Regions from separate parts of the Homo sapiens genome. Here regions 1 and 2 are each linked to region 3. A link is a loop called in an ENCODE intact Hi-C map of the cell type or tissue named here. Cell type or tissue: mammary epithelial cell. All regions are shown on one strand. Region 1 overlaps CTNNB1 (catenin beta 1). Region 2 has its middle 160 kb from the start of ZNF621. Region 3 has its middle 60 kb from the start of ZNF621.

What was found. Hi-C counts contacts between places; a loop is a spot of excess contacts. Peaks named below come from ENCODE experiments on the same cell type or tissue, not always from the same donor. Only the 100,000 strongest peaks of a DNase experiment are listed, where the experiment ranks them.
Region 1: it touches region 3 in a loop (5-fold over the local background); 7 of 110 quality-filtered maps call a loop at or near these places.
Region 2: it touches region 3 in a loop (3-fold over the local background); 6 of 110 quality-filtered maps call a loop at or near these places.

Annotation. Positions count from the first base shown.
Region 1 is chr3:41,220,881-41,228,880 of GRCh38, reverse strand. It overlaps CTNNB1 (catenin beta 1), which reads right to left. Exons shown (of 15, transcript NM_001904.4): 2 at 4,800-4,860; 3 at 4,128-4,355; 4 at 3,674-3,927; 5 at 3,309-3,547; 6 at 3,020-3,221; 7 at 1,529-1,673. The coding sequence starts at 4,812. Among named protein-coding and RNA genes, the nearest start is that of CTNNB1, 25 kb to the right of the region's middle. RefSeq lists an enhancer at 3,274-4,473. In mammary epithelial cell, no CTCF peak of the experiment used is centred here; a DNase peak (open chromatin) is centred at 4,570; H3K27ac peaks cover 346 bases.
Region 2 is chr3:40,677,529-40,685,528 of GRCh38, reverse strand. No RefSeq gene overlaps it. Among named protein-coding and RNA genes, the nearest start is that of ZNF621, 160 kb to the right of the region's middle. In mammary epithelial cell, a CTCF peak has its summit at 4,032; a DNase peak (open chromatin) is centred at 3,668; H3K27ac peaks cover 209 bases.
Region 3 is chr3:40,580,997-40,588,996 of GRCh38, reverse strand. It overlaps the pseudogene RPL5P10. Among named protein-coding and RNA genes, the nearest start is that of ZNF621, 60 kb to the right of the region's middle. RefSeq lists an enhancer at 4,539-5,039. In mammary epithelial cell, CTCF peaks have their summits at 364 (motif pointing left) and 4,273 (motif pointing left); a DNase peak (open chromatin) is centred at 4,276.

The sequences.
Region 1 (8,000 bases), 640 kb before region 3:
GATTAAAGACTTAAATATAAAACTTAAAACTGTAAAAACTCTGCAAGATAACCTAGGAAATACCATTCTGGACATAAGACCTGGCAAAGATTTCATGACGAAGATGCCAAGAGAAGTTGCAACAAAAACAAAAACTGACAAATGGGACAGTATAAAGAGCTTCTGCGCAGCAAAAGAAATCAACAGAGTAAACAGACAACCTACAGAATGGGAGAAAGTACTGGCATGGGAGAAAGTACTGGCAAACTATGCATCTGACAAAGGTCTAATATCCAGAGTTTACAATAAACTTAAATTAACAAGCAAAAAAGAACAACCCCATTAAAAAGTGGGCAAAGGACATGAACAGACACTTTTCAAAAGAAGACATACAAGTGGCCAAGAAACATATGAAGAAAAGCTCGACATCACTGATCATTAGAGAAATGCAAATCAAAACCACAATGAGATACCGTCTCACACCAGTTAGAATGGCTACTAATAAAAAGTCAAAAAATGACAGATGCTGGTGAGGTTGCTGAGAAAAGAGAATGCTTATACACTGCTGGTGGGAAAGTAAATTAGTTCAGCCATTGTGGAAAGCAATTTGGTGATTTCTCAAAAAACCTGACAGAATTACCATTCAATCCAGCAATCCTATTATTAGGTATATGCCCAAAGAAAAAGAAATCTTTTTACCATAAAGACACATGCATGCATATGTTCACTGCAGCATTATTCACAATAGCAAAGATATGGAATTAACCTAAATGCCCATCAATGGTAGACTAGATAAAGAAAATGTGGTACATATATACTATGGAATACTAAGCAGCCATAAAAAAATACCAAGATGTCTTCCTCAGCAACATGGATGGAGCTGGAGGCCATTATCCTAAGCAAACTAACATAGGAATAGAAAACCAAATACCACATGTTCTCACTTATAAGTGGGAGGTAAACACTGAGTACACACGGGCACAAAGAAGGGAACAACAGACACTGGGGCCTACTTACGGGTGGGAGGTAAAGAACTGAAAAACTACCTATTGGGTACAATACTTACTGCCTGGGTGACAAAATAATCTGCACACGAAACCCCTGTGACATGCAATTTACCTATATAACAAGCCTGCACATTACCCGGAACCTAAAAGTTAAAACAAAACAAAAACTGCTCATGAGCATCTACTAATAAAGCAATCACTTTACATAAAACTGTACTATATTAGAATTTGTCTTTTCTCCTATAAATTCACAGCTCTGTTAGCAAATCTTAGGTTTACTCAAAACTGAAATTACAAACAAATTTTATTAAGCAAAACATATGCCATCATTTTTGATGGATAATAAGAACTCTACCTAAACTAGCCTTAAATATTTAGCTACAATCCAGATGACAGGTACTCTGAATGTAAATCTTGGCTGCAAACTGAATAGGACCATTTATTTTCAGTAGTTAAAGTTCTACCACCTTTTCCTAAGAAAAGTAATCTAATTAGAACTGCAGATGCTATACACAAGACTCAGAATAGATACATATACTTACCAGCTTCTACAATAGCCGGCTTATTACTAGAGCAGACAGATAGCACCTTCAGCACTCTGCTTGTGGTCCACAGTAGTTTTTCGTAAGTATAGGTCCTCATTATATTTACTAAAGCTTGGGGTCCACCACTAGCCAGTATGATGAGCTAGAAAGATATATATATATATCTTGTTAGTCAAGGAATCTTGATCACATGTCTGAGAAGAGCCATATTACCAACCTATTTTATTATACAAGAATTTCAGCCAGCTTGCCATTGGACCTAAATGTATTCCTGGACCCCATCACTCAGACCCCCATACTGGGGCCCTATCCAACTTGTCCTTTTAAAGCATTCCACTCAAATTCAGACATCCCAGTCCTCCAAACAATGTATCAGTTTGGGCCCAATTTCCTTCTTCCCACAGTGATCACACCAAAAGAAAAAAATTTAGAAACTATGTTGGTAGGCAAGAGTAATGCCCTAAGATGAAAGTTATATCAAAACTGATTCACTGAAAATTTGAACCAGAACTGGCACTTAACTCCTCATCATTTGGCCCTTTAATTTTCCTAATTATATCCACCTTAAAAACAGATACCATAAAATGATCATTCATGCTTGTCCTTTCATTCCCTGTATATCTTCCCTTTCAACACTGCCCCAATTTTCTAAAAACAAATTTCATCATTTCAGGCTTCTGCTGAAATTTCCCATTGTGCTTTTAAACATGCTCTACAAAGCCCTATGAGATCTGCTAAGTCTATCTCAATAGCCTCACCTCAAACCTTTCTTCCTCCTTACTATTAGTATTTCTTAAATTCCCAAAACTTTCCATCTCCTTCCTTCGTTTCAAAGATGTTGTTTTCTCACCTAACCTTCACCTAGTGAATCCCTTCTCATCCTTGAACACTGAACTCAACTATCACTTCCTCCAAGAGGTCTCCTTGAACCCTCAAAAAGAGTCAGTTTCAACTTGTGTTATGTGCCCTCATAGCCCCACTTCTTCCCACTACACAAATTAAATATTAGGTTATTATTCCCAACATCTACATCCCACCTAAGAACAAAAGTGTGAAGAGAAGCTTGCCTACCATATCCCTACTACTTCGCATAGTGCTTTACATATGGAAACTCAAAAATTTAAAAGAACAGAAATGAACTGGGCTGCACAGCAGGAGGTAAGTGGCAGGTGAGCGAGCATTACCTGGCTTGAGCTCTACCTCCTGTCAGATCAACTGCACCATGAGAGTCTCATAGGAGTAGAAACCCTAGTGTGGACTGCACATGCGAGGGATCTAGGCTGCACGCTCCCTATGAGAATCTAATGCCTGATTATCTGAGGTGGAATGGTGTCATCCAGAAACCATTCCCACAACCCATTCATGGAAAAACTGTTTTCCACGAAACTGGTCCCTGGTGCCAAAAAGGTTAGGAACACTGCATGGAATGACATGACACTGGAGGTGTCCAATGCTCCATGAAAACCACATAAAGAATAATTCTCTTACCTTGCTTTCTTGGTTGCCATAAGCTAAAATTTGAAGGCAGTCTGTCGTAATAGCCAAGAATTTAACATTTGTTTTGTTGAGCAAGGCAACCATTTTCTGCAGCCCACCAGCTAAACGCACTGCCATTTTAGCTCCTTCTTGATGTAATAAAAGGTTGTGGAGAGTTGTAATGGCATAAAACAACACAGAATCCACTGGTGAACTGGGAAGAAGAAAAAAGCCTCATCAGAAATATTGTGAGTATACTCTTCTACTTTTTAGCTTCAAGCATTCTGACATGTTTTCTTACCCAAGCATTTTCACCAGGGCAGGAATGCCTCCAGACTTAAAGATGGCCAGTAAGCCCTCACGATGATGGGAAAGGTTATGCAAGGTCCCAGCGGTACAACGAGCTGTTTCTACATCATTTGTATTCTGCATGGTACGTACAATAGCAGACACCATCTGAGGAGAACGCATGATAGCGTGTCTGGAAGCTTCCTTTTTAGAAAGCTGATGGACCATAACTGCAGCCTTATTAACCACCACCTGTAATACAGGAATTCAGAAACATCGTTAGTTTTCAAGTACTGGTATTGGGTAGACATTCTGAAACTACTCCCCTTGAGCATTTACTTCAAAGCAGACTAAAAAGCTAGCTATGTCATTGCTTACCTGGTCCTCGTCATTTAGCAGTTTTGTCAGTTCAGGGATTGCACGTGTGGCAAGTTCTGCATCATCTTGATAGTTAATCAAGTTTACAACTGCATGTTTCAGCATCTGTGATGGTTCAGCCAAACGCTGGACATTAGTGGGATGAGCAGCATCAAACTGTGTAGATGGGATCTGCATGCCCTCATCTAATGTCTCAGGGAACATAGCAGCTCGTACCCTCTGAGCTCGAGTCATTGCATACTGTCCATCAATATCTGGAAAAGGTTAATTCAACACTCACTATCCACAGTTCAGCATTTACCTAAGTATTTGCTATCCTAAATGGTAAAAGTGACATTGCTATTACTCTCTTTTCTTCACCACAACATTTTATTTAAACTATTATACACTAACTTTTTAGTTCTCAAAACTGCATTCTGACTTTCAGTAAGGCAATGAAAAATAATACTCTTACCAGCTACTTGTTCTTGAGTGAAGGACTGAGAAAATCCCTGTTCCCACTCATACAGGACTTGGGAGGTATCCACATCCTCTTCCTCAGGATTGCCTTTACCACTCAGAGAAGGAGCTGTGGTAGTGGCACCAGAATGGATTCCAGAGTCCAGGTAAGACTGTTGCTGCCAGTGACTAACAGCCGCTTTTCTGTCTGGTTCCATGGCCATGTCCAACTCCATCAAATCAGCTATAAATACGAAACAGTATTAGCATTAGTAGATTGGAAATGTTACTTTAATTTAAAAAAAAAGAATCTGTGATATGACCCATTGAAATATTTTTAGAAATAAAGTCAAATCTGAAAGACAGCCAAGAAAAGCAGAATGATAGCCAGGGTTAGCTCAGTGATGAAATACCTAATCCCTTAGGGAACCACCTAACAGTTACTCACTGAATCAGTGGAAGAATGGTACTGCATCCAGGCTCCAGAAGCAGTCATCCAGACTAGATTCCTGCTGGTGGCTTGTTTGCTATTTCACCAAGCCATTAGGAGGAGTGAGCAGAAAATGGAGCAAAAGGTAGCCTGACAAGTAAGCAGGGAGAGAGGAAAGCAGGGGGATCTCAGCCAGACTGGCTTAATGGCAACGAAGCAGAGCCCCAATTCAGTAACTAAAGATTTAATGACACAAACCTTGAGTAGCCATTGTCCACGCTGGATTTTCAAAACAGTTGTATGGTATACTTCAAATACCCTAAAAAAAGTTAATCAAAAGTCATTAGGATTTAAATTTAGCTTGATTAATACTCCTAAGTCACTGGGATACCTGTTAAATGTCACTATTACACCCACAAAAAAAACCCATATCCTCTTTTACCAGGTTAGTGAAACGCAGACCTCATGGTCTCCTCCAGACACCTCAACCACAGCTCCATCACTGCTGAACTTCAGTGAAAACTCCTCCTTACCAAAAATGTCTTTTTATTAATAGTATAAATATTAATTATAGATATTCAGGATGGTGATGAAAAAGCACAGAGTTGTAATAATAAAAGCCAGGGAGGGGAAAACACTATTCAAAAATCAGCTGCTCTCTGAATTCCTAAAGGTCTCTCCTTTTTTAACCTTTCACAGAAAAATTCACAGATCCCCTTTGGATAACAGAGGTACAGTGGGATTTTAAAAACTCCACATTTTCTTTAACAAGTTGTTTTCTGATATAGTGCCATCAAAAATTATTTTTCATAAAGCAAATTTTGGTGACTAGAATAGCGAATTTTAGATTTTTTGGTACAAAGAAAAATTACTTTTCAAATGAAAGTTTGCAACACAAAAGCACCTTTATTAGTAAAATTTTTCTAAGTTCAAATTTACAGCAATGATTTATTATAAATACAAATATTACCAATATGGATACATATTTTGATCAATATTTTAAAAATTTATATAAATCTTATCATCTAATTTGTCCGTATTTTGCCTTTATTGTGCAATATTGAAAAAAACTGCATCACACAGGGAACTACTTGCAAATTAGAACAGTTTAAGGGCTCATGGCCTCTAGATATTTCTAATAACACGATTTCCTTTATTACAAAATCTGTCCCAAACAAGTTCATCTTGAACTATAAATTAACATATTGGGTATGTAAAGATATGGAATAAAATATTTAAGTGTGAACTATGTTTTGTTTTTTTTTGAGACAGAGTTTTGGTCTCTTGCCAAACCAGGCTGGAGTGCAGAGGTGCATACTGGGCTCACTGCAACCTCCGCCTCCCAGGTTCAAGTGATTTTCCTATCTCAGATGTGAGCCAACACCTGGCCTTAGTTTCTATCTTTTGACTGTCTTTAAAAGAGTGGCTATGTAACTACTTCACCACCTTTCTGAAAAATTGGTTCCCCACTCCAGCCTCCAATGTATTTCTGCAAAAGGAGACTCCAAACATGTTCTACACTGAGCTTCTCCTTTGGCCAATGTCAACAGACTCAGAAACCAACTGGTCATGTCTATAGGCTATATAGCTATTTCAGAAGTGCTTTGATACATCCGGCTTCCAGGAACATTTTTTTATAGTACTGTTTTTCCTTGTTGTTGATGCAAAGGCAAAACATTTACGCATATTACTGGGTAAACTCTGTGTGGGCTGACCTAGTAACTTGACCGCAATTTATAATGATTTCATTTTTACAATGGAAAAAAGCAAGTTCATGTTCCAAATTTACAATAGCCATTTGTACACTGGGACTTCCCAACATTACATATATATTTTTTAGCTTTTAAAATTTATGCAACATAAATAAAAATTCATCTTGCTCTTCACTGCAACCCTATGAGGTGAAGGAGGGTAAAAACCTATCAGTAGATAGAGAAGTAAAAACAAAGGGTAGAAATGGGGATCTAATTAGGTAACAGCATAGACTCACTCACCTTGTACCTGCTCTGGAGGCAGATCCACATATGCCAAAAAACTGAGCATTAACTGCTAAAGAAATCAAATAGACTGCCAAGCAAGACCTAGGGCAGAACCCTGCTCCGGAAAGGAAAAGGAAAGCCTTCCTCTTTCTTTTTCTGGCCTGAGCCTTTGGACTAAGGGCTGTCTCTCCTCCACCACACCCTGCCAACCATTAAGGGCCCAATTCTAGTGCTCCCAATTAGCCAAAACTTACCAATCACTTCAGGAAAATTTTTTTTTAAAGCAACGAAAAAACTGACTCCATAGAAACTGAGATAAAACTTGAAACTAGGGATAGGGTGGAGAGAGAAACAGAACACTTCAATTTAGTATCTCCATAAATACTGGAGAGAATAAATAAAAACAAAAAGTTGAATAGAAACTAAAATTGAGAAAACTGCCTAGAGTACAAAAAAATGACAAAGACAAAAAATACAACAGAAGAAATCACGATCAATTCAGGAGATCAAAGGTCCAACCAGTAGACATTTCAGAAAGAATTATGAAGAAACAAAAATGATAAAATCCACTAAGTACCAATCAAGAGGGAGGAGTGCTTAAAAATTATGAAGTACAATCATGCACTGCATAAGGACATTTCAGTCAAGATGGACTACATATGCTACAGTGGCCCCACAAGATTTTAATTCTGTATTTTTACTGGATCTTTTCTATGTTTAGGTAAACAAGCCAGGCGAAGTGGCTTGTAATTCTAACACTTTGGGAGGCGGGTGGATTGCTGCAGCACAAGAGTTCCAAGACCAGCCTGGACAACACAGCGAAATTCCATCTCTACAAAAAAATGTTAAAAATTAGCCAGGTGTGGTAGTATGTGCCTGTAGTCCTAGCCACTGGGGAGGCTGAGGCAAAGAGGATCACTTAGGAGTTCAAGGTTATAGTGAGCTATGATCACACCAATGCATCCAGCCTGGGCAACAGAGCAAGACCCTGTCTCTTAAAAGAATTTAAAAAAAAAAAAAAGGATACATAAATACCACTGTTTCAACTGCCTATAGTAACACGCTATACAGCTTTACACCCTAGAAGCAACAGGCTATACTATATAGGCTAGGCATGCAGTACACTATGCCATCTAGGTTTGTATAAGTACTACGCTAAATGTTTCAAGACACAGATTATCATTAAACTACAGACTACATTAGAATGCTGTGTTTTCCAACAGCTTTATCACCACCAAGTGATGTTTTGACAAAGAGGGGGCTAGCCAACTTCTCATGTATTTTCCATCCAGTCTAATGCATCCATGCATCTTTTTTTTGGCAATATGAACATAATACTCTTTCCAACTACAAGGATACTTCAAAATTCACCGTGCTATTTCCGATTTTAACCCTATAAATGTCTCCAGTCAAAGTCAATGGGAGAAATCTTGCCACAACTAATATATAATAGATTTCACACTGAAGTTATTTTTCCTCT
Region 2 (8,000 bases), 97 kb before region 3:
TCCTCATCCAGTGACTGTTGTCCTTACAAAAAGAGGAGATTAGAACAAAGAAACATACAGGAGAAAACCATATGATGACATCGAAAGAAGATGGCCTTCTACAAGCCAAGGAGAAAGGCCTCAGAATGAAACCAACCCTGCTAAGACATTGATCTTGGACTCCTAGCCTCCAGAATTGTAAGGAAATAAATTTCTGTTGTTTAAGCCACCTAGTCTATGGTACTTTGTTATGGCATCCCTAGCAAACTAATACAGTTGGAAAAGATGTAAGATGACCAAATCTTCATAAATTATAATAGGAAGTCAACACACTAAAATGTCCAAAATTATAAATCAAGATATGAAGCTAAGCATGTTATTTGAAATAAAGAAAGAAATATAATTTTTAAAAGCTAAAAGCATTTAAAGAGTTGCCCCTGGGGAGTGGAATGAGGGCAGAGGATTCATACTACACATGCACAATCCACAATTTTGAATCCATAGAGCCAAATGTAGTTCAGAATTCTAACATTTTCTGATTTCTAAGAGGGAATATCATGCACATACTCATCATACTTACTCCCATCAAGGTGTGGGGAAGCATGCTGTATTCAATGCAATATTTTTGCAATGAAACTAAATTTAGGTCAAGTTTTGCCACCAGAATAAGCTTTGGTGCCAGAAGTGCCAAAAAATCCGTTTCAAAGCTTTTTTTATTTTTAAAAAATACAGACCAGTGACTGTAGACTTTATTTGATATTTTTAACTCTATACAGTACTTTGAGAAATATCAAAATCATTTTTTAAAAGCTCATTCTGGTAGACAGGTAGAGGAAGATTTGGGGAGTGGGAGTACATAGGAGAGGAAGACTGGAGTCAGACACTGATGACAAGGCTATTGCAATAATGAGGCAACCAGATTGAAGGATCTGAACTAAAGCATCTGTGTTTGGTAGAGAAAGAAAGAAATAGATCTGAGAGATGTTGAGGAGATGGAATTGCAGCCTTTGTCAACAAATCAAATGGGACAGGTGAAAAAGAAGGAATCGTCCTGGACAAAGCTTAAGTTCTTGATGTGGGAAATTGAATACGTGGAATTGTCATTAATTGATCAAAGAATACAGGAGGTTTGGAGGGCAAAGGGAGAGGTGAGGCTTCGGCCTGTCAGGTTTCCATTAGGAGACGTTTAGGAGGCATTTGGAAACATTTGTGCAAATTATGCAGATTTTACCTAACCAGCGACAGGGTTCCTAAAGGTAGGGAGCAGGGAGAGCAAAGGAGGGGTGAGATTTGAAGCTCCAGCCCTAGTCTCTGCTTCGCTTTCTCTTCTCAACGAAGTCTTGTCCTAGGGAATAAAGTAACCAAACCCCTGCATTTGGTACTCCAAGTTGCCATCCCGCAGCTCTGAGAGGCACCTGACATGGCTGTAGATGCCCCTTGGATGTTTTCTCATAAGAAAAGGAAATAGCTTCCCAGAAAAGCCAATTCTAGGGTTCAGTTAATGGCTGGAGTGATAATTGACAACTCCCTTTGATAAGAGAAGCTGAAAATAACTCATTTTCTTCTATCTCCACAGATCAAAACTGGGGAAATTGTCAGAAAGAAACCACCACTCAAAAAAGTGCCAGAATTAAATTGTTTCAGGGGAGAGTTATTTCTAAATCAAACCTCATATGCTCTTTAGGCCACATCAGAGAATAAGGAAGGAAAGAAGGAAAGCATCTCTATTCTTTTAAAGACACTGATGTAGTGCCAATATCAGAATTTGTCCATGATAATTTTTTTAAAAACACTCCAGGATTGGTAAATATCCATGAAAAGTCAAACATAATATTAGCAATATAATCTGAGAGTATTTTAAGTTAATTCAAAATTAGGAAATCTAGCAATATATTTCTTCACATTAAACGAAAGAGGGAAACCATGTGGCCTTCTTGAGATATTTCAAAAAAGCATAACATCCAGATTTTTTAAAAGTTCAAAACAGTTGGAGGCTGAGGTGGGCCGATCACGAGGTCAGGAGATTAAGACCATCCTGGCTAACACGGTGAAACCCCGTCTCTACTAAAAATACAAAAAATTAGCCAGGCATGGTGGCGGGCGCCTGTAGTCCCAGCTACTCAGGAGGCTGAGGCAGGAGAATGGCGTGAACCCAGGAGGTGGAGCTTGCAGTGAGCCAAGATTGCACCACTGCAGTCCAACATGGGGGACAGCGAGACTCCAGCTCAAAAAAAAAAAAAATTCAAAACAATTAATACTATATACATAAACAAATCCAATAGCTTGTATCCTGCTTAATGGTGAAACATAATCGTTGATTAGAGTCCCAAACAATATAAATAGGTTAAACAATAAAATAACTAAAAAGTAAAATAAGACACATTAATATTCTAAATGAGAAAGCAAGTTTACCATTATTTGCAGATACTGTCATTGCATTCCTCAAAAACCAAATACAATTAACTGAAAAACTGTTGAAAATAATAAGCAAATTCAATAAAGTGATCATTTACAAAGTAAATGCAGAAAGTTGGCAGGTTTCTTACATACCAAGAATAAAAATCAAATGCACTTAGAAAATGCAATACAAAATGAGATCTCTCACATTTATATATGATATATATGAATAAATTCAACAAATATGTACAAGACCTATAAGATGAAAACTATAAAAAAACATAGAACTATGTGGACAGGCATGCCATGTTCTCAAACGAGAAGAGTAAAAGCTGTCCATTCTCCCAAAATCTGTAAAGTGAACCACTGTCAACCAAAATTCCTAGATAAACTTTTCACAAACTGACAAAATGATCCCAAGCTCATCTGGGAAACCAAATATGTAAGGGGAGTGAAAATATTCACAAAAGAAGACTATTGACAGGGCTTTGCTCTATCAAATATTAAATGTGCTATAAATCTATATTTATTAAATCAAGAATGAATGAATAGATAGACTGAACAATGGAACAAAATAGAAGGTTGTGTATTTGAAGTGTGGACTTTCAAATCAGAGACTCATTTAGGAAAAAAAATATATATATATATAATTGCCTTTCTTCTTTCATAAAACAAAAAACCTTTTCTTAAGTTCTCTTCCTAATTACTTTCACTTAAATCTTCAACTGCTACTGAAAAACCCATTGTAACCTTAATTATTTTATTAATTCTTAAATACAAACCTATGAGACGGGTGTTATTCTGTTCTCGATTTTACAAATAGAAAAACTAAAGACTAGAAAGTGTAAGAAACTTGCCCAAGTAAGGTAGTAGATCTGAGAATGAAAGCCAGGTCAAGGAGCCTCCAACACTCATTTAGAGGCCCATTCCTACCCCAATCCCTCGTTGCCTCACAAGGTAGAGGCCAGGTATACCCCGTTTGAGAGTTTATCTCAGTGAGTCACATCTGTAATGCTGGTATGTCATGACGAAAACAAATCTTTCCTTAACCAATGCCCCAGGATTTGCAAGGTAATTACAGATGAAAATACCTGAAACATACATGGGTTCTGCTAACTATAAAACATCTTATCACCATATCATACCATTTTTGGAAAACATCTGTTTTGAAATTCTATCTCTGACCATACATGCTGCACCAGAAAATGTTATGTATGTTATTCAACTGAAAGTGATTCAAATGGCCTTCTCTGCCTATGTCACTCACCCAGTGAGTCGCCATTATGCAAATGGGGCAAGTCCAGACTTCTCAACCCTATCTAATAGCCTCAGCAGATCAATCCCTTTCCATGCAGCCTTTAAAGATTTAATCACCAGGCCCTCTTGTATGCACACATCCCTAACAGTGCACTTGTCACATTCCATTCTAAAGGTTTTTCTGCTTATCTACTTATAGAATCTCTGAGAAGAGGAACTCATATTTATATTCCTGAAAACTGTGAAGGTGCCTGACACTTGGTAGGTATTTAATGTTTGTTAAATGAATGGATGGGTGATGAATAAATGATAGACAAATAGATAAAGAATTACACTTTAGACCAGAACAGAACAGGAGCCAACTCCCAGAGAAGACAGTAGAGGGCTGACTGTGAAAATGGCCACTTCCCCATTGCTATCTTTTCATTCATAAAGTGAGACTGGGAGCTCCCCTGTTACATATCTCTCTTACTACAACACACTATGCCACAGATACGTTTTTACATGTCTACTTGTCACAATTTGCCCTTTTGCTCATTCTCAGAAGGGGCTGTGTCTTTGTGTACATTTATATCTCCAGCAACTGGATCAAAGTCTAGAACAAAGTAGGAATGCAGTGTTCACTGCTTCAAAGCATGAATTAATGATTCAATGAGTTTTGTTCTCCTACTCTATCAAAAGCCCAAACATGAGACCCAGAATGACAGTCCTCTGACAGAGCGATGATCTGGAACCTATGCATTTTCTGCAGTTAACTTGGCCTGTGTCTCTCTCCTCTCTCCCCTTCAGGACATCTAGGAACACCAGATAGTGGCTGAGAGTGTTGGGAGGATCTTGGTTACACTGACTGGAAAGTGAGGTAACCATGTTGATCTAGCCTAGGTAGCATTTACAAAACATCTTTCATGTCCCGTTGGTCATTCAGGACTATGGCCAACAGAAGAAATAATGTTGTACTAAGAGGAAAAACAAATTAAAAAGAAACAAAGCTGAAGCATGCAGTTTAGCTGCAAGCCAAGAACACTTCCTTTTTAACAAAATTTGGGGCAATGGGCATGAACCCAACTTTCAGAGGCTGCAGATGCTATGTCAGAGTGGCCATCTGGAGGGAAAGTTCTCCATTTCAAGCTCTGCTGTCAGTCAGAAGAGGCCAAAGAGCTCAATCAGAAGCTGGGAGATAATTATTATTGAGCCTTTTGGAGAAATTCAATCTTAATATAATTATAGTAAGTATTGCTATTATTTAATCTTAAGGGGTCTAAAATTGTTCCAAGCCATTGTTATTCTTTGTTTTTCTAATAATAGTCTTCCTTTGCTAATACTAAGCTAGGAAATTTGTGGAAGTCACTTGTAGTTGTTTTCTGTTCATAAAATTGCATAAAATTCCCAAAGAAATTCATTAACCAGGATTTTTTTTAGAGCAAAAAACTCATATTTAAAAAAATAGATTCAGGTAGAGGCTACCACTAGGCCTTTCTCTATAACCTAGGAATAAGGTAACATAGTTCAACATGGTCTCAAAAGATCCTTCTTTATTTAAATTTAAATTCCTTATATCAATTCTAAAGCCCTTTTAGCAAATCTAGAGCCCCAAACTACCAGAGTACTCTCACTTTGTCTATGGTAAAGAATTGAGGTGACTCTATACCCAAATCAATGCAAATGTAATTTAGGATGTATAAAACTATTCTCTGTGTATACACACACACACACACACACACACACACACACAGTTTTTCTATCATCTTAGTAATAACTTGCTCTGAAGCTTTTTTCTTCTACTATCAGTTGGTACTGGATCCTTTTAACTTTCTTTCCTAGGTATTTTTCAATTCACTGATCAGCTTAAATTACTCCTAAACTAATGACAAATCCTCCTTAAACCTAATTACAAAGACTGACACTGACTAATATACCAAACCACTCACTATGGCCACAAATATGAAGGGAGAGGCAAGATCAATGGACATTTACTTAATCAGGATTTTTAAGTCAAACTTTTAGAAACATGTAAAATATTTACTCATACCCTCTATAAACAGTGTCCTCCTGTACCTGTATGCCCTAGAGCATGAGATGTCATCATAAATAAAATACTTGTCTTAATTTCTTTCCTATTAACATATAACTTCTTGCCTAGTAACATTGTTTGCCTGATTCTTTTTTTTTCCAACTATTGCTTTTATTCATGGAATACCAATTCTGGGTCTCTACTAGTTCCTAGAGATACAAAAATGAGTAAGACATAGTTCTTGTTTCTGAAACAGTCAAAGACGGAAGATAGACATGCAAATAAGATAAAAGGCTGCACTATGAGATGGACACAAGAGATACCATTACTGGGTGTTTTCTGCATGTTGGTCATGGAACTGTGCATATCTTCTGCAGCCCTTCACCACGGTCCTATCATATACACCCCGTGATTATCACCGTCTTACAGATGAGGGGACTGAGCCTTGGAAAGACCAAGTGACATACTCAGAGTTCTAGCACTAGGAAGTGGTAAGAGCATGTTACAACAGAGAGAGAAAGTTCTGCTCAGCCTGGGTAATGCAGGAAAGACTTCAAGGAGCAGGAAGTTTTGGTGCTGAGTCTTGAAGGATGAGTAGGAGGCTTCTGGGCAAACATTTGTATGGCTGGGAATTTAAAATGGGCAATGTTACAAGAGGCTAAATTTCCAAAAAAGCTTCTTTTTGGGGGTTCCCCATTTAACCAAAAGAAAGCAATAAGATCATGAAAATTAAATGATACGAAATAGGGTATACATGAAAGATCCTCTTCTACCATCTTTTCACCTCAATGACCATCCTCTCTTCCTAAAATATCAGAATCAGAGGTTCATTCTTTTGGATTAAATGGTCTGGTCTCTGGCAGTTGCCTATTAAATGCCAAGATGAAATACATATTAGTTATTATTCATCAACACTCTAGCATGAATCAGTGTATCAGCTCAATGCTGGCTCTGGCCCTGGAGATTGATTGCCAGTTACTATCTGGGTGACCTTGGATAGTTTCCTAAACTGTAAAATGCGAATGTTAATAACAGTACCTGATAGAATTGTTGCAAGGATTGGAGATCATACATGCAAAGCACTTAGAACAGCACCTGGCACTTTGTAAGTACCCAGTAAATGTTAGCTAATCTTGTAATTAACAAAACCTAAAGAAAGAAGAATTATAAGGAGGGTGAATGAGAGGAAGGTCAATAACAGCCAATTAGGGGAAATCATTACTGCCTCTCTGGAACTATGGGTCAAATACAAGGATATAGGGGTCAAGAAAGCAGAGATTGGGAAAAGGAAGCAGGATGGGGCCTGTCCAGGGTACAGTACTGGTTATGTCTCATCTGCTTGCATATTGGCTTCCCCATGAACTTTACCAGTCTTGTTCATTACGATATCCCCAATCAATGAACGAGGGATTACCTTTTGTATTTAAAAATAATACATAAGCATATATTGAACAAAGACTGGAAGGACACACCCTAAAATGTTAATCATAGTTACATTGGGTTCACAAGATTACAGGTGATTGTGTTTTCCTTTGTGCTTCTCCACTATTTTTTTCAAGTTTTCTGCACAAGTCTTTAGTTAGTCATAAATGTAGATGGGAAAATTATCAGACAGTTCTTGGTTTTCTGCATTATCAGAAGTTAGATTGTTTCAATTTCTCTTCAAGGAGAAAACTTTAGGAAACAAGGCTTCTCAAACTCTAAAGTGCTTAGAAATCACCTGGGTATCAGGCTAAAATGTAGATTCTAATTCAGCAGGTCTGTGGCAGGGCCTGAGAGTCTGCGTTTCTAACAAGCTCCCAAGTGATACTGGTAGTGTTGGTCTGTGAACCACACTGTGAGAAGCCAGGGCATAGACTAATGTAAATAAATCCCAACTCAAACATATGCAAGAAAGCAAGAGTAGAAAGAGAAGGTGCACTGGTGGGCAGACGGCTTCTCATTCCAAAACCAGCATGACTTCAGGACATTTCTCCCTGAGATTGTGCATTCTTCGGGATCCTATTTTGCTCACTTGGTCTATTCAGAGGCCAAATTGTTCAAGAGAAAGGATTAGAGTCTATTAAAGCCCTGGGGATACTTATATTTTCTCAACAAAGGGAAAGAATGTGGCAGGCCTGGCTCTTTTTTTTTTTTTTCACTTTGTCTTCCATTAAACACCATTACTGTTGCTGTCAGTTGAGTTTCTTTAGATTAATGTCTCCTAAATTAATTTTGTGTTCAATAAGCCTCCACAAATATGTTTGTTCAGCAGACCAAATTGGACCCTTCGATTTAACTAAGGATGGACGCACAGACACATAATACTCGTCTGTGATCACATGCTGTCTGCCAGGGTCTTTCATTAGTCACTGTC
Region 3 (8,000 bases):
CACTCCAGCCCCCTGCAGGCATCCAGTCACCCACTCTACCAGAAGTCTTCAAGCCTAACTGAGCACCTACTGTGTGCCAGGTTTGGGAATGCAAGAATACAAAAGGTCTAGTCCCTTCTTCAGACAACTTTCAAACACAGAACCTTCCCACAGATGTGCCAAATTTTGTTTTATCGGAATAAGCCTAGACAGTCTTCGATATACCCTTTATTATTGACTTTTCTTTGTGGGATGTGGCAACACAGTCAACACTCTACCCAGACACCCACTAAGTCCTTTTACAGTTGCTGTGTGTTGCTCTCCTGGCCTCTGTGGGATCTTGTTTCTGCTGCCTACACCTGCAACTCCTGTTAGAGGACTGCCCTCAGGTGGCTAGAGCTAGTTTGCCCACACCTGCAGAGATTGGAAATGCCTGGGAGCCAACATCCCCGCAAGGCAGCCCCAGGCCAGTGATTGACAGATGCAGGTGCGTCAGATTCCAAGATGTAACTCACACTTCAGAGCTCCCCTGAAGGATCAGGAGGAAGCTACCCCTGCAGGACTTCACTCTATCTCTCCCCCCGCCCTGCCTCGACTCCCTTACCAATCTCCCAAGGAGCGCTTCCTCAATGCATCACTTTCTCATAAGTCTTCCTCTCAGGAAGACACAGAGCAAACCTCTGACCTCCATTGCTATAGTTTTCCATCTGTCAGGTCAGCATAATTAGAAAGTCTCCTGAGAAAAAGATTAGAGTTCTATTATGAGTTAAATTGTGTTCCCCCAAAATTCATATGTTAAAGTCCTAATCCCTCAATGTGATTATATTTGGAGACAGAGCCCATAAGGAAGTAATTAAGGCAAGGTGGGGTCACAAGGAAGGGACCCCGATCCAATAGGATTAGTGTTCTTATAAGGAAAGACACCAACAGCTCACATGCTGGCTTGTGTTCTCTCTCTCTCTCTCTTTCTCTCTGTCTCTCTCTCTCTCTCTCTCTCTGCATGCACAAAGAAGAGGCCATGTGAGGAAGGACACAGCAAGATGGTGTCCACTACAAGCCAAGAGAAAAGGCCACAGGATGAAACCTACCTTGCCAGTACCTTGATCATGGGCTTTTGGCCTCCATAGTTGTGAGAAATAAATGTCAGTTGTTTAAGCCATCCAGTCGATGAATTTTATAAGGCAGCCCAAGCTAATACAGATTCCTTCACCTGCTCTATGGCTTGGATCCTGGAAGAGCCTCCTCAGTTGTATTCAAGTCACCAAGATCTTGTTCCACAAAATAAAATTCCTGTGGCTCTGAGGACAAGTCTGCCTCACCCTATGAAAGATAAAATAAAATTGAAGCCATAGACCAGATGTTGGCAAACTTTTCCTGTAAAGGGCCAGGTAGTAAATATCTTAGGCTATGCAGGTACATGGTCTCTGTGGTAACTACTCAATTCTGCATTGTAGTGCAAAAGCAGCCACAGACCTGATTTGTAAACGAATGAGTGTGGCTGGGTTCCAATAAAACTTTATTTAGAAAAGCAGACCTCTGAGGCCTGTAGGTATGTTGAGCTGTGAACATGGGTCTCTGTTCTACAGGAGGGGTTTGCTAAAGTTGTCAAAAACAAGGCCTGCTTTAAGAGAAACCAAGTGAAATTCAGAAAATGATAGAAGCGTAAAAACTGAAGATTATACTTGGAAACGCTTGGTGATACTGTATAAAAATAAGTACAACACACCCAAATACAGGATGATAGTTTGGTGACAAACAGAGATATCATTTGTCAGATTGCTTATGCCTGTATAGGAGGGGATATGATAGTCTGCACAGCTTAAGCATATGAACTGCCAAAATATGGTGTGAAGGTTGGCCTGACACATTATGCTACAGCATATTGTACTGGCTTGCTGCTGGCCTGCAGGCTTCTCAGTAAGTCTGGCATGGTCAAGATTTATGAAGGCCAAGTGGAGGTGACCAGAGATGAACACAACGTGGAAAACATTGATGGTCAGCTGGGTGATTTTACCTGCTATTTGAAGGCAGGCCTTGCCAGAACCACCACTAGTAATAAAGTTTTGGGGGCTCTGAAGGGGGCTGTGAATGGAGGCCTCTCCATCTCTCACAGTACACAATAACAGATTCCCTGCTTATGATTCTGAAAGCAAGGCATCTAATGCAGAAGTACATAGGAAGCACATCATGGGTCAGAATGTTGCAGATTACATGCATTACCTAATGGAAGAAGCTGAAGATCTTACAAGAAACAGTTTTCTCAATACATAAAGAACAGCATAACTCCATACATGATGGAGGAGATGTGTAAGAAAGCCCACGTTGCTATATGAGAGAATCCAGGTTATGAAAAGAAGCCCAAGAAAGAAGCTAAAGAGAAAAAGTGGAATTGTCCCAAAACGTCTCTTGCCCAGAAGAAACACTGGGTAGCTCAAAAGAAGGCAAGCTTCATCAGAGCTTGAGAACAGGCTGCTGAGAGCTAAACCAAGAAATTTTCTATGAGAATTTTTCAGATAAAGACAATAAATTTATTGACTAAGCTGCTAAAAGAGAAAAAGAAGGAAAGAAAAGCAGACTTCTCCAGGCAATTGTTTCCTGACCCCTACTACAAACTCTTTGACTTGGAAGGGAGTTGAGCAAACCTCAAATCCACCCCAGATTGTGAAGACAAGGACAAGCGCAGATGGTGGATGGGACTCCCCAGGGTCTCCCAGGGAGTTCATGGCAGTCAGACTAGAAATGGATACCTCTTCTCCTCGTTTCTCTTCTGTTGTTCAGAACTAAAGCTTAAGCGGGTGGGGCTGAATCGTAAAGGCTTCTGTGAATGTTGGTAATAGAGGGTGAAATGATGCTGCAGGAGGGGAAGGGAAGGACAAAAGTCAGCAAAAAGCCAGGTATTGAGACAGCCATCACCTGAGGATCTGCCTCCCAATGGGCAAGTCTGCCCCTCAAAGACTATGAGGCAGTGATGATACTGACCCCTGAACTCCAGGACCCCATTGTTCTTCAAAGGAAGATGCAAGGCTGGCCCCTCCCCCAGCTGCTGAAGACCATGCTGAGGGGCCCAAGGGAAGAGGAGGCCAGTGGCTGAGCATTGTAGAGCAGTGGGTAGGGAGGGACCTTTGGTCTGCACCAACAATGTGACTGTAACGCTCACTTGCACAAGTGTGACTCAATTCATGCTCTCATGAAACTGTGCTTTAGGCATGAAGCTGGGGGCCTATTTTGAGACATCAGCTGCACAAACTTTAACCTGTGGCTTTATACTGAGAGAGGTAGTGTAGGGCTTGCAGCCTCTGGTCCCAGGAGAAGATAAAGGAGACTCGAGCAGTTGTCAGAACCTATGGTGCTCTCTCTCTCTCTCGTTACCTCTCGCTCTCTCTTGCTCTCTGTCTCCATTTGTTGCCACAGACCACCGGGCTCAGATGAGAGTCTCTCAACAGATGCAGGGAAGAGAGCAGCTGTTCACGGCAGTGGCCCTCCTAGTGCTTTGAGACTCCTCACAGCCCCACAAGGTTCCTTTGGGCCCTCTCAGAAGTCTGGCCACCCAGCATGAAAATCTCCCAAGTCAGAGCCTCAAGTTTTAAAGAAAGAAATTTACAGATGTGCAAAGAGAAAAGAAAAGGGGCTGTTTGGTCCCTAGCAGAGGACCGATTTTATTGGGAATTGTTTGACCAAGGAAACATGAACCAAACATACCACCAAGGAAAACATACTGCCAAGGAAAAATGAACCAAACATACCACCAGCACCCTAGAAACAGACTTTTTTTAATCTTCGTATCAACAAGATTTCGGCCTTCAATCATCTCAAATTAAATGGAACCTAAGCAGCAGGAGTTACTGTAGTTACGTAGGGGAAAGACAGGAGACAGGGGAAAAAAAAAGCTTTGCATCACGTGACTTTTATGCTGCAGAAACTTAATGAGAAACACACCACATTTCCAGAACCCTCTTTCTAGTCAGGGCTCCCGCTGAGATAAAAGGTCACAAGAAGAGAAGGAGGGAGAGGGAGGGAGCGCCGGCGTGGAGCAGGGAGGCACTTTTACTGCAAAGTCGGGCCCAAATTTCATACAAGCTGCTATCGGGTCTGATAGTCTAGACTGATTATCTTCTTTGAATGCCAGATGTGAAGGGCTTGTATAAAAGAACTGCAAACATTACCCATTTAAAAACAAATCGACCCAAGCTGCATTCACTGCGCAAAGGAGAACTTTCCATCCCAGACTCTGCAGAGAGAGCCAAGCAGCCGGGCCAGGAGACCTGGCCTAGGCGGTGCGTCCCGCTGCTGCCCCCTGCAGGCCATGAGCCTCAGGCTGGCCAGAAAGCAAGCCAAGTCCGGGGGCCAATGGCTCAGCCAGGCCTCTGCTCATCAGTGGAGACTTTTTCTGTCCATCCAGCTCAGGGTGGCAGGAGAATGCTCCTCTACAAGGTGCCAGGCTATAGCTGGAAGACTGAGCTGGGCCTGGGCCTCAGCGTTACACATTGTCCCGTTCAACCATTAACCCTGCAAGGTAGAGACGTCAATCCCTTTCACAGGTGAAAAATTGAGAAGTTAAGAGATTTACCCATTGGATGCAACTGGCTTATCCAGTTTTGGTATTGGACACTGGTGCTCCTTCCATGGCCCTATGTGCGGTTGGCCATCAACACCAAGATCCTCTCCTCAGGGAAGATGGAATGATAGAACTGCAGCTCCAGTACCCAAACTGGACCATACCAGCCCAGAAGACACCCGGCCCATAGGGCCAAGCTAGGAGTAGGGCGGCAGGAGGTATCTTCCCATCCCTCAAGCTGGGTGTGGTCCTGGATCAGGGGTCTTTACCCCTGCTGGGCAGTTAGGAGAGGCTTCTTGATCCCAGGCCCCTGCAGAGTACCAGGCCCTGAGCCAGGGCTCAGGAAAATTTGTAGAGCGAGAAACATCCTGATCACACTATGGCCTCTGGAATCTCCTGATGGCCCTGCATTTCTCCACCAGCCCTGGCCGCTTTGGGTTGTGTCTCCGCACACAGGGACTGACTCTGTAAACACCATGCCAACATAACCTCTGACCAGGCACTTCCCATTTGGCCGCAGCTACAACTCAGTGCCAGACACTCAGGATCAGTGACCTTCAGAGGGGGCTGGGCATGCAAGGGCCTTCCAAGTGATCTGTGTTTAATCTAGTGTGAAGGACCTCCAGCCTTGCTGCTACAGGCAAGGCCAGCGCTCATCTGGGCCCTCTGGCCTGCCTAGTCCTGGCTGTCACAGGAACGACCAGACACTCCTGAGGGCGTTTGGTTTTCTGCCAGCGTTGTTAGTTTAAGACTCTGTAGTGTACCTTTGGGTTTTCCTTCCTTTTCTGAACCCTCCTAAGTGGCCCACTTACCTCTCAAGCAAGGCAAAGCTGCTTTGCTGTCTTCCACCTCTGGAGTTTTTTTTGTTTTTTGTTTTTTGTTTTTAAGACAGAATCTCATTCTGTCACCCAGGCTGGAGTGCAGTGGCGCAACCTCAGCTCACTGCAACCTCTGCCTCCCAGGTTCAAGAGATTCTCCTGCCTCAGTCTCCCAAGTAGCTGGGATTATAGGCATGTGCCACCATGCCCAGGTAATTTTTGTATTTTTAGTAGAAACGGGGTTTCACCATATTAGTCAGGCTGGTCTTGAACTCCTGACCTGAGGTGATCCACCCGCCTCGGCCTCCCAAAGTTCTGAGATTACAGGCGTGAGCCACCGTGCCCAGCCCCACCTCTGTGATTTTGCACAAGCTGCTCCCTTGCCTGGAAAATCTTCTACCCCTTCTTCATGTGGCTGACTCGGACTTGTCAGACAACTCTTGCAACGTCCTCCCTCTCCTGCATGCCCCTGCTCTGAGCTCCCACCTCACCCCCACCTGTGTATTCCTATGACGTTTACTTCCCCAGGCAGTTGTTCACCACTGTCCTGTCTTCCCACATAGAGTCAGCTGTAACACGCTCAGCAAAGATTTGGCTGATTCCCTGATTGCTTTTCATCTGCACATGACCACCCCTGTCTTCAGGGACCCAAACTTGCTGCATTGGAAACTGGGACTTGAGACCTGTCTACAGGTCTAAATACTTGCCTTTGGGTTTGTTCTGGGAGGAGAAGTTCCCTTCTGGCCCCACTCCCTCCCCTGGGTGGCCAAGGAAAGGAGCCAACTGTATCATTCCAGTGTGATTTGGCCAGAGGTGCCGATGGGGCCCGGGGTGGGGTGACAGGCCCAAGGAGGTGTCACTGAGCTATGGATCCAGGTCCACCCTGGCTTGTCTGACCCACTAGAGCTTCCTCCTCCTGGAAGGGTTGGCAGAGGTTATTCCTGTATGTAGCTGGGAGCTACAGGAGGGCTCCTCACAGAGCTGCAGTTGCTTTTGTTTTCCCCTGGAACAGCTGCCTGGAGAATCTGGCTCAGAGAAGTTTGTCTATCATTCTTGAGTAAACCATAAGGACAGCAGAACAATGTGTCAGTCATTTACACCTCAATGAAAACAAATGAATAAGATCCAGTCTTTGAATCCCAGATCTTAGGACCAAAGGGGACCTTAACAACCAATGCTCTTTCTGTCTAGCTGGCTTCCTTCTTTTCATTCAGTGCTGGTGCTATAGCTTGATACATTTATAAAACATACCTCCTGCCCCTCCCCCTTTGCACAGCCCCCTACTATTCTCATCAATTTAGAATTTGAGCACTAACCATGAACCTTGTAAAAACAGGCATCCCTTCATGAAATTACAAAAAATGAAAAAGCCCCAGGTCCAATGCCATTTGCTCCCTGCCCAGCTCCTGGATGAAGCTCTGTGACCTGGGAGGCTCCTGAACACCCTTTGGCCCTTTGACAGAAGGGAGGGAGGGTGCATCACGAGCTTCCTTTCTGGCCCAAGGTTGGAGGTGATGACCCTCAGGCAATGAGAAGGCTGCTACCATGAAGAAAAGTGTCTTGCATTTTCTAATTCGCCATGCCCAGTGTGACTTCAACCAACAGCACCCAAATGGATCAATGACAACTATATCCTGGAGGTGTCCCTATGCTTAACAGAAGGTTAATGGTGCTTAGGAGTGGAGGGACCCCTTACTTTTTCCTCATCCCTGCAAAGGCAACACCCACCCTCCCTGCAGCAGGACACACAGAGTAGGGCTCACCCATTCTGCTCTCCCAGGTCCCCTCAATCTTCCTCCTCTCTTCTGCTCCATCCCAGAAGAGAGAAGTAGATGGGGCGTGGAGAACAGCTGGGCCCAAGCAAGGGCCTTGAGGCTGGAGGCGAATACAAAGGGAGGTGAGAACCACAGGGAGAACTACTTTTAAGCCTCCATCTGGTAACAAATGAAAATGTGGAAAGTAAGGCACATGGATTTCCATTGCAGCAACATGTCTTTGAGCAGGAGAGGCCATCTGTGGGTAGTAGTGAGGCCCCTGATTTCAAAGTTTGAAGCAACGAACCTCCATTTCAAGCCCCCTTTGCCACAAACTAGCCTGCAAGAGATATAGAAGCACCTGCCTTACAGGATATGGGAAGATTTCTGAATGACAAAATACTTAGAACCATGCCTCGCACATGAAAAATGCTGTCTAGGAGGAGGAGGAGGCATAAATAGCACAACAGAGGACTTGGCACCACAAGTGGAGCTGCAATAAGCATATAGAGCACTTCCCAGTTTGCAAAGCCCTCTTGATTCTGTTCTTACATGTGTTGCTCACAGCAGCCCTACAAGGCACAAGCTGTCCCCACATCACAACATGAAAACACTGACATTGTGAAATGACAAGAGATTTGCTAGTCATTCACATGGATTTCCCAATGGATATCAAAACAGGGCACCAGGAAAGGAGAAAAAGAGAATAGGTCTGATGAGCCCAAGCAGAATTTTGCCACAAGGAAATTTAGAAAGATGCTTCCTTGCCAGTTGGCATCATGCATGTTTTGGGGTCTTGTAGGGCCAGTGTTGTGTTTTACACATGTGGGAAAAAGGTGAGGTACCATAATCATTTCAAAGTCCAAATACAGCTGTTTGTGTACCCCCACAGAT